2 separate regions of the Homo sapiens genome follow, and region 2 is linked to region 1. The links are chromatin loops, found by intact Hi-C in ENCODE. Cell type or tissue: OCI-LY7. All regions are shown on one strand.

The links. A loop is a pair of places that touch in the nucleus more often than their neighbours do. Peaks named below come from ENCODE experiments on the same cell type or tissue, not always from the same donor. Only the 100,000 strongest peaks of a DNase experiment are listed, where the experiment ranks them.
Region 2: a loop joins it to region 1, with 7 times the contacts of the local background. A loop is called at or near these places in 3 of 110 quality-filtered maps.

What each region holds. Positions count from the first base shown.
Region 1 is chr3:46,919,625-46,927,624 of GRCh38, reverse strand. It overlaps CCDC12 (coiled-coil domain containing 12), which reads left to right. Exons shown (of 7, transcript NM_001277074.2): 3 at 2,090-2,169; 4 at 3,957-4,018; 5 at 4,262-4,296; 6 at 5,313-5,389; 7 at 5,486-5,895. The coding sequence ends at 5,568. Among named protein-coding and RNA genes, the nearest start is that of PTH1R, 46 kb to the right of the region's middle. RefSeq lists enhancers at 20-399, 2,489-2,990. In OCI-LY7, CTCF peaks have their summits at 3,758 (motif pointing left) and 3,958 (motif pointing left); DNase peaks (open chromatin) are centred at 484 and 3,944; H3K4me3 peaks cover 2,258 bases; H3K27ac peaks cover 3,785 bases.
Region 2 is chr3:47,363,300-47,371,299 of GRCh38, reverse strand. No RefSeq gene overlaps it. Among named protein-coding and RNA genes, the nearest start is that of PTPN23, 14 kb to the left of the region's middle. RefSeq lists an enhancer at 7,754-8,000. In OCI-LY7, a CTCF peak has its summit at 79; no DNase peak of the experiment used is centred here.

The sequences.
Region 1 (8,000 bases):
TGGCCAGTGCTCCGCTCTGGGGGTGGCAGGGCACAGTGGGCGCAAGGCTCTGCTCCCGCCTCTTGCTTCTGGTTCACTCCTCCAGTTGGCCTTCTGAAGCCTCGGGCAGTGGGTGGGTCTGGAGGCATGGGTGCGTGTTGCTGCTGTGAGTTCTGGGTACAGTTCCCTGTGGCCTCTCCTCTCTCCTTCTGATTTCTCACAGAACCCTGGAGACCGTTTCTGAAAGCGACAGTTTTTTTTCTTACTAATCCCTGCAGTTTTCTTCCCACACCCAGTTTCTCTTCCTCATTTCTCCCCACCCTGTTGTGAACGAAAGCCTTTGCACCCAGTCATGCCCCACTTTGTCTCCCTGTACCTCTGTGACCTGACATGTACCTCCAGGCCCGAGGCAGGTGTTCAAGGATGGGGGACGGGGTGGGGTATCTCTGGGCCTTCTGGGAGTGCAGGTGGGCTTCCTCCACACAGGCTATGCTGGTACTGCCCCATCGCCCGCAGTGGTTCAGCCCAGCCCCAAGGCTCCAGGCTCAGGGGCCCTGGCAGGAAGGAAGGAGATGGTAAGTAAGCTGGGGGCAGGAAGCAGGTGGAGCCCTTAAATAGGAGAGTGAATAGCATCTGAAAGCCCCTGAGTCCAAAGCACTGCCGCTTGCTAGCTGTGTAGCCACAGACACCCCTGCCTCTGGGAAAGCTTGCTTTTGCAGGGCCTGAGGAAGTCAGCAGCACTTTTACCTGGTCCAGACAGAGGGCTTGGGAGATGGCAGACTGTGGGAGGCCTGTTGGGAAATTGTTTCCTGCCTTAGAGGCCCAGGACTTTTCTGAGGGACCACTGGTCAAGAACCGAAAGAGGTACTGGGGAAGGAGGAGGACCTGCGGCCTAGTCTCACCTGGCCAGCATCTGAGGGGCCACTCCTGCATCCCCTGGGGCTAGGGGTCTGTCCCACTGCCTCTGCCTTGCCTTTCTTAGACCCTGCAGCCCCCAGGACCTCTCGCCCTGCCGCCCTGTGGAGTTACCAGGGACACATTTTCCTGGGAGCCTGCTTCTGTGTGTGTGGGGCTAGGATTTGATGAGCCCCTGAGCCAGAGAGGACCCCAGTGAGTTCTTGGTTCAGCCACCCCTGCCTGAAAAGACTGAGGCAGGAAGAACATAAAAACATAGTAGCTAGCCGCAGCTCCTGCCGGGAGATTCTGGCCCCTTGTGGCTCCTCTCTCTTCATGGAGGCCTTTGGGGCTGTTCAGTTCTCACTGCTGTCCTGGTGGACTGTGGCCTTCCCAGCCTTGCACATGGTCATGCCTATTTTCACAGCCCTCACTGGCCACTCTCAACAGTCTTGGAGCTGAGTCAGCCTCTCGTGTGCTTTGTGCCTTGACCCTGTCCGCGTCATTGCAGGCCCAGGCGCCACCTCCTCCTGGAGTGTCTCCCCTCCACATTCCCACAGCTGTAGGCAGCCACGCCCCTCTGGAGCCCTCCAGCACCTGCTTCTCTGTCCACATGTCACTCCTCACTGCCACATGCCCCTGGCCCAGCACACCCAGATGCTTTTCTCTAAGTAGTTGAGGCGTATTCCATGGCATGAGCCCCAGGGCAGGAAGGCTCTGAAGAGGGGCCAGACTTGGGGAATTTGTGGGTGACCACTGGCCTTCTCTTTTGGGAATCACTCAGCCTAGGAGCTTTAGCCCTGGCTGGGAGTTATACATTGCCTTGAGCTAAGATGTGCAGCCACTGCTGTGTGATCCTATGAAAAGGGTACAGTCTCTCTGACCTCCAGTCCCCTTATCTGTCAAATGGGATGATCCAGGAGAGACACCCTGTGAATGCTCCCTAGGCGTCCTTGGCCCAGCTCTGGAAGAGAACCGTACTCCAACAGAGTAGACAGGGCCTCTGGAGGGCAGCCAGTCCCGCTAAGTGGCAGGGGACGGTGCCAAGGGGCCTGCCTGATGACACTCCATTCTGTGCTTCTCCTCCTTACCAGGCTATCTCCAGAGAGTGCAGAGGAAATTCAGGAATTCACGGGCTATGCAAATTGTATGAATGAATGAATGAGACCATGTCACACACTGACTTCATCTCTGCTTGTTCCCTCTATTCTTGCAGGGAACTTAGGCTGCGGAACTATGTCCCGGAGGATGAGGACCTGAAGAAGAGGAGGGTGCCCCAGGCCAAACCGGTTGCAGGTAAGCAAGCTGTCCCTCTCCACCTCTGCTTCCTGGCACTGTCAGCCACCCTCCACCTCAGCAGGCTTTGCTCTCTGAGAATAACCAGCAGTACCAGGACAGGAGTTGGGCCTGCAGGCAGGACCCTTTGTTACCATCTCATGGCAGATGCACACAGTCGGCCTTCGGCAGCAGCAGAGGCTGTCGGGGCACTGAAGAGTCCTCTTGTGCCTTCTCAGTCCTGCTCACACCCTGAGACCGAGGCCTCCCAGGGATCTGAGTGGGGTTTGAAAAAGGCCACATCCTCTCAGAGGACTCCTGGCTGAGAAGTGGATGTGGTCATGGGGCCCTTGGGCAGCAGGGCAGGGTGATGGGTCCTGTGGGCCCTGGGTGGGTCAGAGACAGGGGCCAGTCATTCAGCCACACACAGCAGTGGACGGGCAGTGTGGAGCACTGAGGCAGGGGAGAGGGCCTGGCCCAGGGCTTGCCTAGACTCTTGCCATGGCGTGGGAACAGCACAGCCACCAGGAGCTTCTGGCCGTCCACACCACTCATGCCAGGAAGTTTCTTAGTCCTGCGGATCCCTGGGCCCTTGCCCTGGAGGGTCCCCATTTTAATTCTTTATGTTTGTTATTTATTTTATTTTATTTTATTTTATTTTGAGATGGAGTCTCGCTCTGTCGCCTAGGCTGGAGTGCAGTGGCATAATCTCAGCTCACTGTAACCTCAGCCTCCTGAGTAGCTGGGATTACAGGTGTGTGCCACTGCGCCTGGCTAATTTTTGTGTTTTTAGTAGAGACAGGGTTTCACCATGTCGGCCAGGCTGGTCTTGAACTCCTCCTGACCTCAAGTGATCCACCCGCCTTGGCGTCCCAAAGTGCTGGGATTCCAGGTGTGAGCCACTGTGCCTTGCCTTGTTATCAACTTTTTTTGAATTGCATAAGTAACAAGTGAATAAATACATTTATCTTGGGAAAAAGTAAAGTGTTGCCCATTTGGCCACATCCCGGTCTGCTTCCCCACTTCCTTCATCCCTGAAATCCAGACACTTCCCCGTGATTTGCTTTGTAGTTTGGGCCCCACCTGGTAGGGTAATGGTGCACTGGGGGATAGTAGGCAGGACAGAGAGGTGAGGAACTGCCCAGGTCAGGGGAAGCCCTCAACTCTCATCTGTATCTGGAGGGAGGTGAGGCAGAGCAGGAGGGCACTCATGGGCCCACTGAATGCCAGGGGTTGGAGGAAGCCCACAGAGCCCAGAGTTGTTAGTGCTTCTGCCATTTGTCCCCAAGGGGCAGGACCCTCCTAGTCAGATTGCTCAGAGGCCCACTATGCTGGCAGTAGCTTGGAGGAGCTGGGAGGTGCCTGTGCCCTGGTCTTGGGAGCATACACCTGAGGTGGGATGGAGGAAAAGCCACCTGTGGCTCTGGCTAGGCCGGGACCCAGAGGACATCCTCAGAGCCCAGGAGCCCTGGGATTATGTGAGAAGCCAGTCCTCACTTTGTATGTATCCAGGCAGCTCTCTGGTCTTGTAGTTATTGTCAGCATCCATGCTTCCTGACTGACTGTGGCTGGCTGCCTCCTGCTGTCCCATTCTTGGCCTGTGGGGAATGCTTCATCCTGGGAAACCCAGGCCCCTCCTCCAGAGCTGCCTTTGCAGGGTCTTCACCTCTGGCTGGTTGCGGGCCACACAGAGGTGGGAGCAAGGAAGCCTGGGGTCCCGTCTCTCCCTGGGGGCCACGGTAGGCAGTGTCCCTGCAGAGTGGCAGCGCGTTTTCCACAGGCCTTCTCTGTTTAATTGCACCCTCTAGTGGAGGAGAAGGTGAAGGAGCAGCTGGAGGCCGCCAAGCCCGAGCCCGTCATCGAGGAGGTGGTGAGTGCCTGGACCACCCTGGCATCCTCGCTGCTTCTGTGTGTCCTGTTTCTCTTCGCCACTTGCTCTCCCTCTGCCCCCCATTCCTTCTCGTCACTTCTTTATTCCCTTCCCACCAGCCCCTTTGCTCTCGTCCCTCTCCTTCCTCCTCCTCTTTCTCCCATTTCCCTCCTTCTCGAGCCTGCCCTCCCCCTTGTCCTGGGGTGGCCCCTCCACCCTGATGTGTGTCTCCTCCCTTCCCAGGACCTGGCCAACCTCGCTCCTCGGAAGCCTGACTGGTGAGTGTTGCCCGTGCGTGGCGGGTGCAGGCTGACTCGGGGACTCTTGGTGCCAGCATGGGCCTGGGGCTTGGCCCTTCCTGCCGTCACAGTGCAGAGACTGGCAGTACAGACATAGAGTTACACGAGATAGCTACTGTTGGAAACCAGTGCTGAGGAGGACATAAGTGGTGGGATGAGAGGGGAGTGATGGAGTGGGGCTCAGGCGCGGGGAGCAGCAGGCCCCTCATGAAGGCCCTCCTGAGAGGTTGAGAGCCCATCTGCTCCAGAGCTCCCATTTGAGCAAGGCCAACCGCTGTCTTTGGGGGCCAGGAGTGGAGGGAAGGGCAGACACAGTTTTCTGTTCCTGTTCTACCACCATAGCTTGTTCCCTCTGGCCCTGGTTTCCTCCTCTGTGAAATGGAGGTCGTCATCCTTCTTGCTAGGCTGAGAGAGAGTGGGAGAGAGGGTGCTGTGGGCCGGGAGGCTTGTGTCTGTCTTCACCTTGAGCCGGAGGTAGAGCTATATCCCTCTCGCCTGATTCTTGGTCGAGTTAACACCAGCTGTTTTAATTTGATGAAACAAAAGCATGGGGCATATGTCCTGGGAAACCCAGAGCCAGAGAGAATGGGCTGAGTGCTTGTGCACTTCTGGGTGCCCACAGTGGAGGGGCTGGGCCGGTGGCTGGAGGAGGAGCAGGGCCCACAGTGGGCAGGAGCAAGTCACTCCCTGATGGTGACCAGAGGACCAGAGCAAGAGAGGGTCTCTGAGAAACCATCCACCTTTGCCTTAGCTCAGTCCCTTGTGTTGGGTGGGTTTGTGATGCTAGTCCCCCTGCCTCAGTGGGACAGGGAATGATGGTTTATGCTGGGTTTCGGAGGGTACAGAAGGGGAATGTCCTGGCCTCTTCCCCAGGGCAGCCCCCTCCAGCAACCGAGCATGACTCCTAATGCCAGAGGGCTGCAAGAGGGGAGGGGACCCAATGCCACATCAGGCCAGCCTTCACCTTCCTGCTTCTCCCTGCCTCCCTGCTCCAGGGACCTCAAGAGAGATGTGGCCAAGAAGCTGGAGAAACTAAAAAAGCGGACTCAGAGGGCCATTGCCGAGCTGATCCGTAAGTGCAGTGCCTGGGAAGGTGGGGTCCTGCCCACTGGGTGGTGGCCCAAGCACCGGGCCCCTCCCCACCCCTTCTGTCTGCCATCCATCCCAGGTGAAAGGCTGAAAGGCCAGGAAGACAGCCTAGCCTCTGCAGTGGATGCTGCCACCGAACAAAAGACCTGTGACTCCGACTGAGGCATGCCCTGCCCCACCACTCGCCCATCAGGCCTGTCCTGCAGAGGATGGTCTTGGGCAGGGATGGGGGCTAGGCTTGCCATCACCTCCAGTTTGGCTTCTGAGCAGAGACTCCCTGCCCATCAAGTCTGAAACCCCCATGGATGAGGTCAGCTCCTTGTCTGCTGGGTGGCCCCTGCCATTCTGAATGGAGGCAGAACCAGCAACAACTCTGGGCGTGCCTGTGTCTGCACATGTGGATGTACATATGTCTGTATATATGTATATATTTTGAACTTTCTAAAAAAAAATCTGGAAATAGAAACAAGTAAACCCCTGTGTGTGGCAGAAATGTGTCAGATATTTCCTAGGTCTGAGGGTGCAGTGGATTTGGGCTCCACAGGATGGAGACAGGGTGACTGCAGAGCTGGTACTTAATATGTATGAATAACCCCTGTGTTGGGCTGGGCATGTTGAGGCCGGAGGGGTGGGAAACACTCAGGGCTGCCTTCTGCGGCCAAGTCCTGGCCCAGTCCATGGTCAGTGCTGGTCATCTCAAGATCCTTGGGTGATAGAGACAGGGTCTGAGAAAGTCCTTTTAAGACCTCCCCCAGACCTAGGCCTTGTAGTAGTCTATGGAGTAGCTGGAGAGGCTCCCACCCTGGTCCTCTGGGGATCCTCAGTGTGAGAGAGACTGGGCCTTGGCAAGCCCCAACTCAGGGCCACTCCAGATTTGATGCCGCTGGCACTGCTTTCCCCACTCTCCCCAGCCCCAGGCGGCCTCTCTCCCTACTCCACCAGTCAGAGCTAGACTGTGGCTCCCCTAGGACAGAGACCCTGCATGGGAGGGGTGGCCCATTCTGCTAGAGATGGGGACGTTGTAGGCTGGGTTTCAGGTGTGGTTGTGGACCCTAGATCTCCAAGGTTCTGGCTTTAGGACATGAGCCTTCTCTGTGGAACTGACTCTCCAGAGTACCTGGCTGGCTGCATCATCTCTGACTGCAGTACCGGTGGCCAGCTGGACTTGCATCTCCTCCAGGATGCTTACACCCTTGAGTTTCCTTTGGGATTTCTCCTTGAGCCTTCTGCCTCTGCCCTAAGCCATCTAGTGTGTTCTTCCTCTCCGCAGTATTCCAGAAACACAATGGCCCATCTCTGGCGGACAGTGCCAAGCACTCTGGTCATAGAGGCAGAGTGGGTTTGTGCACACAGAGACCAGCACGCTCACAACCAATGAAAAACCCTTTAAGTTAAAATTATGCAACTATTCTTGGAAGGTAATTCCTGTGTGGAAAAGAAACAGAAACTTCTAGCTGTGGGTGAGGGCTAAAGTGGTAGCTGGCCACCTTCTGCATTGAGTAGTAAGACAAGACCAAGACCCTGACTCCCACATGGGGCAGAAACCCTTCCAGTATTTCCTAGGTCCAGGGGTACATGCAGGACTGGAGCCAGGCTCCGTCTGTCCAGTTGGTAAAACTGGAGCTGGGCTTTTTTTCCTATGAACAAAAGGGTGAAAAGACTCCCTGCGTCTCCTGGGATTGCAGCTGGAAACAGGATCCGTGTCTGTAGCAGTTGAAGGACTTGGATACCTGGTGACTGGCAACTAAGCTGCCACTCAGCATCAGCTCTGGGACTAGAGTAGGGTTATCCCCCAGTACGACAGTCCCAGAGCTAATGAAAGATGTGCTTCTGGTTTCATGACCCTGGGTGTTGTCCTAGAAGGAAAAACAAAGTACCATGCATCATGAGTACTCAAACAAAATTTACAAAATACACGAGAAAATCCAATGCCTTAAAGAATGACCAGTAACCCAGGTGGGAGGATTTATACCCAAGGAAACTGAAATAGTAACAGCCTACAAGGTTTTAAAAATGAGCATTTGTTTTTACATCAGAGAGATAAAAGAGCGTGTGGTATCCTTAAGAACAGAGATTAGACATAAGAAAGAACTGATTAGAAATTTTGGAAAGAAAGAATACAGCTCTTAAAATAAACTCACCAGAGAGCTAAGTATTAACTTACAGTCCAAGAAAGGATTAGTAAATTGGAAGTTAAAGCTGAGACGGTCATGAGAAGGTGGCAGTGAGAGATAAAGAGGGCGAGATGGAGGGTAGCTTGAGAACCTTGTTATACTGATACCTGTCCTATAGATGACAGGAGTTCCAAGAAAAGGAAACCAGAGAAAGAAGGTACCTGAAGAAAGAATGGCCAACCACTTCTTTTTTTTTCCGAGACAAAGTCTCACTCTGTCGCCCAGGCTGGAGTGCAGTGGCACCATCTAGACTCACTGCAACCTCTGTCTCCCGGGTTCAAGTGATTCTCCTGCCTCAGCCACCCAGGTCGCTGGGATTATAGATGCGTGCCACCACGCCCAGCTAATTTTTGTATTTTTACTAGAGATGGGGTTTCACCATGTTGGCCAAGCTGGTCTCAAACTCCTGACTTCAGGCGA
Region 2 (8,000 bases), 440 kb before region 1:
ACAAAAACACACCCACATATTTAAAATCAGGGCTTTTTGTTGCTCAGGACCAGATTTAATTCTTATGCAAGTGGCCCTTTGGTACCAGTGTCTGTGAAAGGAAAGGTAGCAATGGAGAATTTATTCCTCTCCTGGCTGGTACAAACTCCCAAGTTCAGGCCACTGAAAGGAAGGAAGGGCCTCCGGGGCGGATGGGGCCTTCGGGATTGCCCAGGTACACCCTCCGAGGTTGTCTGGTGCCAGGCAGTGAGCTACAGCACAGCAGAACATGGTGGAACTTTGAGACATCCTCGCCTTTGCAGTGAGACCCTGCAGGCTGGCTGGGCAGCACCCTCTTGAGGGTGCCAAAGCCACTGGGTCAGGACTGGGATCACCTGTGGGACTCTCAGATGCAAAGCCTTCCTAGTCAAGGTCTCTGTCTCCATGGGTAATAGAGTGACTTGTATCCACCATTTGGGTTTTGGAACATCAGGTGGTGCCCCATGTGGCCCCACTGTGGCCACAGCCGCTTTCTTCACCCCATTCGACTTGTGCAGGCCGCTTAGGCAAGGGTTCCTAGAATCTGTGCCCGCCTCCTGGCTACTTCATTATAGCAAAGAGAAGCTGCCACTGAGGTCCGGGGCTTACACAGGCCCACCAGGGTTCTTTCATCACAGTTCTTCAGCCCTTGTGAAAGCTTTTTGCTTCAGCCATCTTCTCAAGGGAGGTGTAGAGGCTTTGGGGACATCCAAAAGGAGTCACAGGTCTCAGCTGCCTGTAGTGCTGGCTCTGTGCGGAGAAGATGGAAGTAATAACTGTGGAGCGGAACCACTCACCTGAAAGGGATCTTTCATCTCCTGCAGGTGAAGACTTTTCCCAGGGTGAGGTAGGGGAATCCACTTCCGGCTCTCTGCACCTTCCAGCTGTCACCCAACCTCAGGCCCCAGGGTCAAGTCCCATGTGGGTGGGTCTCGGAGAAAGCTCTTCCTGGGTGCCTGGAATCCTGCCCTCGCCTTCTGCAGCTCAGGCCCCAGCAGCCAAACCAACATCAGACTGCCGCTCCTCCTCTGACTGCCGCTCCTCCTCTGACTGCCGCTCCTCCTCTGACTGCCGCTCCTCCTCTGACTGCGAGCAGAGCAGCCTGGGTGTGTGACACTACCCTGGGGTGGATCCCCAGCACCTCCACTTACCAGCTCTGTGCCTGGGTCCTGTTTTTGTTGTTGTTGTTGTTGTTGTTTTTGAGATGGAGTTTCACTCTTGTTGCCCAGGCTGGAGTGCAGTGGTGTGATCTCAGATCACCACAACCTCCATCTCCTGGGTTCAAGTGATTCTCCTGCCTCAGCCTCCTGAGTAGCTGGGATTACAGGTGCTCGCCACCACGCCCGGCTAATTTTTTTTTTTTTTTTGTATTTTTAGTAGAGACGGGGTTTCACCATGTTGGCCAGGCTGGTCTCGAACTCCTGACCTCAAGTGATCCACCTGCTTTGGCTCCCCAAGTGCTGAGATTACAGGCGTGAGCCCCCGCGCCCGGCCTGCGTCCCGTTCTTAACCTCCCAGTGCCTTTGTTTCCTCATCTGCAAAATCGAGTTAATGGTAGTCCCCTTGTCTATGCTTGGCAGGGGTAAGAGCTCTGTGTTTGATAAGGGTCTCCAGTGCATCTCTGCGCCATGACTGCAGCAAAAGCCACCATACCTGAAGCTTCCCCTACCTCCCACACTGGCCCAGGTTGCCCATATTAGCTTTCTGTCTGCTTTATAGATGAAGAAACTGAATCCCAGAGAGATTGACTAAGAAGCAGTGGGGAAGCGGCAGAGGTGGGATTTGAACCCAGATCTATGGGACCCTGGAGCAGAGGAGGGGCTTATACAGCTGTACCCTGAAGCTGCTCTGGGTTGATTATCAAGCATAGGTTATTGAAGGGTTTTCATGTAGCTATAACGGAGTTTGATCATTTGAACTTATACCCTGTAAAGTCTACCTATCAAAAACACCTTTCTTCTACTTGAGAGCCTCCCACCTGAGTTCCCAAGACTGACTACTGCCTTCCAACCTCAAGTCTTTGGACATGTTATAGAGGCTTAGGGATTGACAGGATCATAAAGGCTACAAGGTTTTGTCCCCACCCCTCTCCATTGGATGCCTGAGCCCTATATTTATTGCATTCATGTTGCCAGTAACAGAAAAGCCCACTCAAACTAGTTTAAACAGTAAACTCCAGAGGCCCCCTCCACCTTCAGGCAAAGTGTGACCCAGCAGCTCAGCGATATCAGTAAGGATTTGTTTCTCTCTCTCCTCTGTGCCTTCTGTGCTGCTGATCTCATTTTAAGGGCAGCCCACCTCATATCCAAGATGTCGTCTTTGTCACATCTAGTCAGGCTCCCTTATTATTTCCAAGGAGCAGGAAATACCTTGGTCTGGTGCAGTGGCACACACTGGTAACTCCAGCAGTTTATGAGGCCAAGGTGGGAGGACTGCTGGAGCCTAGGAGTTTGAGATCAGCCTGAGCAACATAGTGATACCCTGTTTCTACCAAAAAATTAAAAAGATTAGCTGGGTGTGGTGGTGTATGCCTGTAGTCCCAGCTACTCAGGAAGCTGAGCAGAAGGATTGCTTGAGCCTGGGAGGTTGAGGCTACAATGAGCTAGGATTTTGCCACTGTACTCCAGCCTTGGTAACAGAGTGTCTGTCTCAAAAGAAAGAGAGAGAGAGAGAGAGAGAGAGAAGAAAGGAAACAAAGACAGAGAAGAAGAGGAAAAAGAAGAAGGAGGAGGAGGAAAGAAAGAGAAAGAAAAAAGGAAGGAAGGCAGGCAGGCAGGCAGGAAGGCAGGCAGGCAGGCCAGGCATGGTGGCTCATGCCTATAATCCCAGCACTTTGGGAGGCCGAGGTGGGCGGATCACCCAAGGTCAGGAATTCAAGACCAGGCTGCCCAACATGGCGAAACCCTGTCTCTACTAAAAATACAAAAAAACTAGCCAGGTGTTGTGGCAGGCACCTGTAATCCCAGCTACTCGGGAGGCTGAGGCAGGAGAATCGCTTGAACCCAGGAGGTGGAGGTTGCAGTGAGCCGAGATCGCACCACTGCACTCCAGCCTGGACAACCAGAGCAAAACTCCGTCTCAAAAACAAAAAAAAAAAAAAAAAAAAAAAAAGAAGAAGAAGAAGAGAGGGAGGGGAGGGAAGGAAGAAAGAAAGAGAAAGTGTTCTGTGTTCCCACCAAAAGTTTTGAGATGTATTCTAATTGGACCAGCTAATCACATGCATACCCTGAACCACATTAATGGAGGGATGAGAGGCACTGGTAGACTTCGGCTAAGTCTAGTTACTCTAAGTTCCACTCCTAGAACCATGCAGATCCTCAAAAGGAAATTGAGGCCCTATTCGAAGGGAAAAAAGGTAGGGGAAATAGATGCCGAAGAGGCCAAGCATCAGATGGCCCCTACAGTTTCCTATGATTTTCCTGCCAGTGGATTGTCCAGACATAGTTCAATGTTTCCCAAGCCGCCTCCGTCATGCTAGGCTGTAGCTGTTGTCAGGAGGCCTTTCCCATTGACATGTCTCCCTCTGAGAGTGCAATCTCTGATTCTGGCTCTGAGGCCACAAAAACATTCTGGTTGTCTTGTTTGTCGCAGCCTTTCAAGAGCCGGGAACTGAAACCTTGTTGCTCCTCTCCTCCAGGTAAATCTCCCCAGTTTCCCACTATTCTACATAAGACTTGGCTGTGTAATTTGAACACGTTTCCTAACTTTTGTTGTTATTGTTGTTGTTGAGACAGAGTCTCACTCTGTCATCTAGGCTGGAGTGCAGTGGCGTGATCTCGGCTCACTACAACTTCCGCCTCCCAGGTTCAAGCGATTCTCATGCCTCAGCCTGCTGAGTAGCTGGGATTACAGGCGCACACCACTATGCCCAGCTAATTTTTGTATTTGTAGTAGAGATGGGGTTTCACCATGTTGGCCAGGCTGGTCTCGACCTCCTGACCTCAGGTGATCTGCCCGCCTTGGCCTCCCAAAGTGCTAGGATTAGAGGCATGAGCCACCACACCCGGTCAACATTTTTTTTTCTTCTTTTTTTTTTTTAAGAGACAAGATCTTCCTGTCACCCAGGATGGAGTGCAGTGGTGCAATCATAGTTCACTGGAGCCTTGAACTCCTGGGCTCAAATAATCCTCCCACCTCAGCATCCTGAGTAACTGGGACTACAGGTGCATGCCACCACCCTTGGCTAATTTTTTATTTTTTTGTAGAGATGGGGTCTTGCTATGTTGCCCAGGCTGGTCTTGAACTCCTGGGCTCAAGCAATCCGCCTCAGCCTCCCAAAGTGTTGAGATTGCAGGAATGAGCCACTACACCCAGCCAGTTTCCTAACTTGTACAGGCCTCATTTTCCTCATCTGTCAATGCTGGGGGCAATCTAAGCTTCTCAAACTGATGGGGAGTCACATATTGGGAGTGCAGAGTCCCTGAACAAACACGCTACAGCATCTAAAGGCTTGATTTTACTGGAGTTTCTGCCCCACCGTGGAAATATTAATACAAAATGTTTCAATGTTAAAACAGTTATGGACAACTCAACAATAAAAAAACATAATAATTTGGCTGAGCACAATGGCTTACACCTGTAATCCCAGAACTTTGGGAGGCCGAGGCAGATGGATCACTTGAGGTCAGGGGTTTGAAACTAGCCTGACCAACACGGTGAAACCCAGTCTCTACTAAAAATACAAAAATTAGCTGGTGTGGTAGCAGGCGCTTGCAATCCCAACTACTCGGGAGGCTGAGGCAGGAGAATTGTGTGAACCCAGGAGGTGGAGGTTGAAGTGAGCTGGAATTGCACCACTGCACTCCAGCTTGGGCGAAGCGAGACTGTCTCAAAAAAATAATAGTAATAATAATAATTTTAAAATGTGCAAAGGACTTGAATAGGCATTTCTCAAAGATGATATGTAAATGGACAATAAGCACAAGAAAAGATATTCAACATCATTAGCCATTAGGAAAATGCAAATCAAAACCACAGTGAAATATCATTTCATACACACTAGGATGGCTGTAATAAAAAAAGAGGGGCAGACTGGGCATGGTGGCTCACAGCTGTAATCCTAGCAGTTTGGGGGCCAAGACAGGAGGATCATGTGAGCCCAGGAGTTCAAGACCAGCTTGGGCAACATAGTGAGATCCCATCTCTACAAAAAATTTTAATTAAAAAAAAATTAGCCAGGTGTCATGACATGCACCTGTAGTCCCATCTACTCGAGAGGCTGAGGTGGAGGATCGCTTGAACCTGGGAGTTCAAGGCTGCAATGAGTCATGATCAAGCCACTGCGCTCCAGCCTGGGCAACAGAGTCTGTCTCAGAAAAAAAAAGCGAGAGAGACAAATGTTGGCAAGGGTATGGGAATATTGGAACCCTCCCAGATTGCTGGCGGAAATGTAAAATGACACAGCCTCTGTGGGAAACAGTTTGGCAGTTCCTCAAAAAGTTAAACATAGAGTTACCATATAACCCAGAAATTCTACTCCTAGCTATACATTTCTGGATAATTGAAAACATATCTCCATACAAAAACTCATATATCAATATTCATAGCAGCATTATTCATAATAGCCAAAACATGGAAACAACCTAAATGGCTATAAACTGATGAATGAATAAATAAAATGTGGACTATTCATACCACAGAATACAGTTCAGCCATAAAAAGGAATGAAGTACTAACACACGGCAGAACATAGATGAGCCTTGAAAATACCGAAGTAAGTGTAAGAAGCCAGACACCAAATGCCACAGATTAACACGATTCCATTTACATGAAATGTCCTAAATAGGCAAATCCATAAAGGCAGAGTGGATTGGTTGCCAGGGATTGAGAGGAGGGGAACATGGGAGAATGACTGCTAATGGTACAAAGTTTCTTTTTGGGGCTGATGACAATGTTCTGAATTGTACACTTTAAAAGGGCGTATTTTATGGTACATAAACTTTATCTCAATAAAAAGAGTTCTATTGAACATTTTAAAAAGCTGGCTAGGGGCCTCATTTTCCTCATCTGTCAATGGTGGGGACAATCTAAGCTTCTCAAACTGACGGCGGGTCATGTATTGGGAGTACACAGTCCCTGAACAAACACATCCGCAGCATCTAAAGGGTTGATTTTACTGGAGTTTCTGCCCCACCATGGAAATATTAATACAAAATATTTCTTTTTTTTTTTTTTGAGACAGAGTCTCGGATCTGTCACCCAGGCTAGAGTGCAGTGGGGCAATCTTGGCTCGCTGCAACCTCCGCCTCCCGGGTTCTCGCCATTCTCCTGCCTCAGACTCCCGAGTAGCTGGGACTGCAGGCGCCCTGCCACCACGCCCGGCTAATTTTTTGTATTTTTAGTAGAGACGGGGTTTCTCCATGTTAGCCAGGATGGTCTCAATCTCCTGACCTCGTGATCCGCCCTCCTTGGCCTCCCAAAGTGGTGGGATTACAGGCGTGAGCCACCGCGCCCGGCCCAATACAAAATATTTCAATGTTAAAACATTTATAGACAACTCAACATAAAAAATATAATAATTTGGCCAGGTGCAGTGGTTCACTCCTGTAATCCCAGCACTTTGGGAGGCCGAGGCGGGCAGATCACCTGAGGTCAGGGGTTTGAGACCAGCCTGGCGAACATGGTGAAATCCTGTCTCTACTAAAAATACAAAAATTAGCCCAGTGTGGTGGCAGGCACGTGTAGTCCCAGCTACTCGGGAGGCTGAGGCACAAGAATCACTTGAACCCGGGAGGTGGAGGTTGCAGTGAGCCGAGATGGCACCACTGCACTCCAGCCTGGGCGATAGAGCAAGACTCTGTCTCAAAAAAAATAAAAAATAAAAAATAAAAAGCTGGCTAGGCATGGTGGCTCATGCCTGCAATCCCAGCACTTTGGGAGGTCAAGGTGGAAGAATTGCTTGAGCCCAGGAGTTTGAGACCAGACTGGGCAACATAGTGAGACCCTTGCCTCCTCAAAAAATTAGTCAGGCTTGGTGGCTCATGCCTGTAGCTACAGATGCAGAGCACCCAGCTACAGAGCGACAGAGCAGGACCTACCTCAAAAAAATAAAAAAAAAAGTTGCAGATGTATTGTGGAATAAAATGCAGACTCCGCATGGGCATTTTTAAAATACTTTTGTTATTTTTGTAAAACTGAAAGTTTATTATTTTGAAAGTTTTCAAATAATAAAAGCTAAAAGAAGAAACATAGAGATAAGCATACTTTAGTGAACGTTCTTTCAGATGCCCTAATAATGATATTGTTAGGATGTTGATTGGTGCTTAATTTTATATACAAGGAGTTATGCCTTAATCGGGGGTGGGTTGACATGCTATCTTCCTTGGTCTGCGCAATCCCCCTCTCTGCTTTTATTTTTATTTTTCCCACCCCATTTCCTATCCCATCCCATTTTCCATCCCCTCAACCTTTAATCTTTTTTTAAATACATACAGTGGCATGATCATAGCTTATGCCATGAGCTATGAGTGTCTGTTCTCACACTTGAGCCTCTAACTCCTAGGCTCAAGCACTCCTCCCATCTCAGCCTCCTGAATAGTTAGGACTACAGGTGTGTGCCACCATGCCTATCTAATTTTTTAATTTTTTGTGGAGATGGGCTCTTGCTGTGTTGGGGTCAGGCTGATGAACTCCTGGGCTCAAGCATTCTCCCTCTTCTGTCTCTGGAGTAGCTGGGACTATGGGCATGTGCCACGACACCCAGCCCTTTAATCATTCTTACTGGCATTTTGGGGGTGTTAGAAAATGTGTATCATTTCAAGAGATGAATTCTAATATCTATATATAAAGAGTAGTAAGTTACACATCTCTTCTTCCTAAAAGTGGCAGTCTATCAGAGAAGGGATAATGGCAGGGGCCTGGAGGGCGTGAGTGTTGGCAGGCTTGACAGTGGTGGCCCAGTGCTGTTGAGCTATGAGATTGTCACCCAGGCCTTAAAAATCTACCATGGGGATAATTGGGAAAGTCCCGTTTCCACTGCTGGA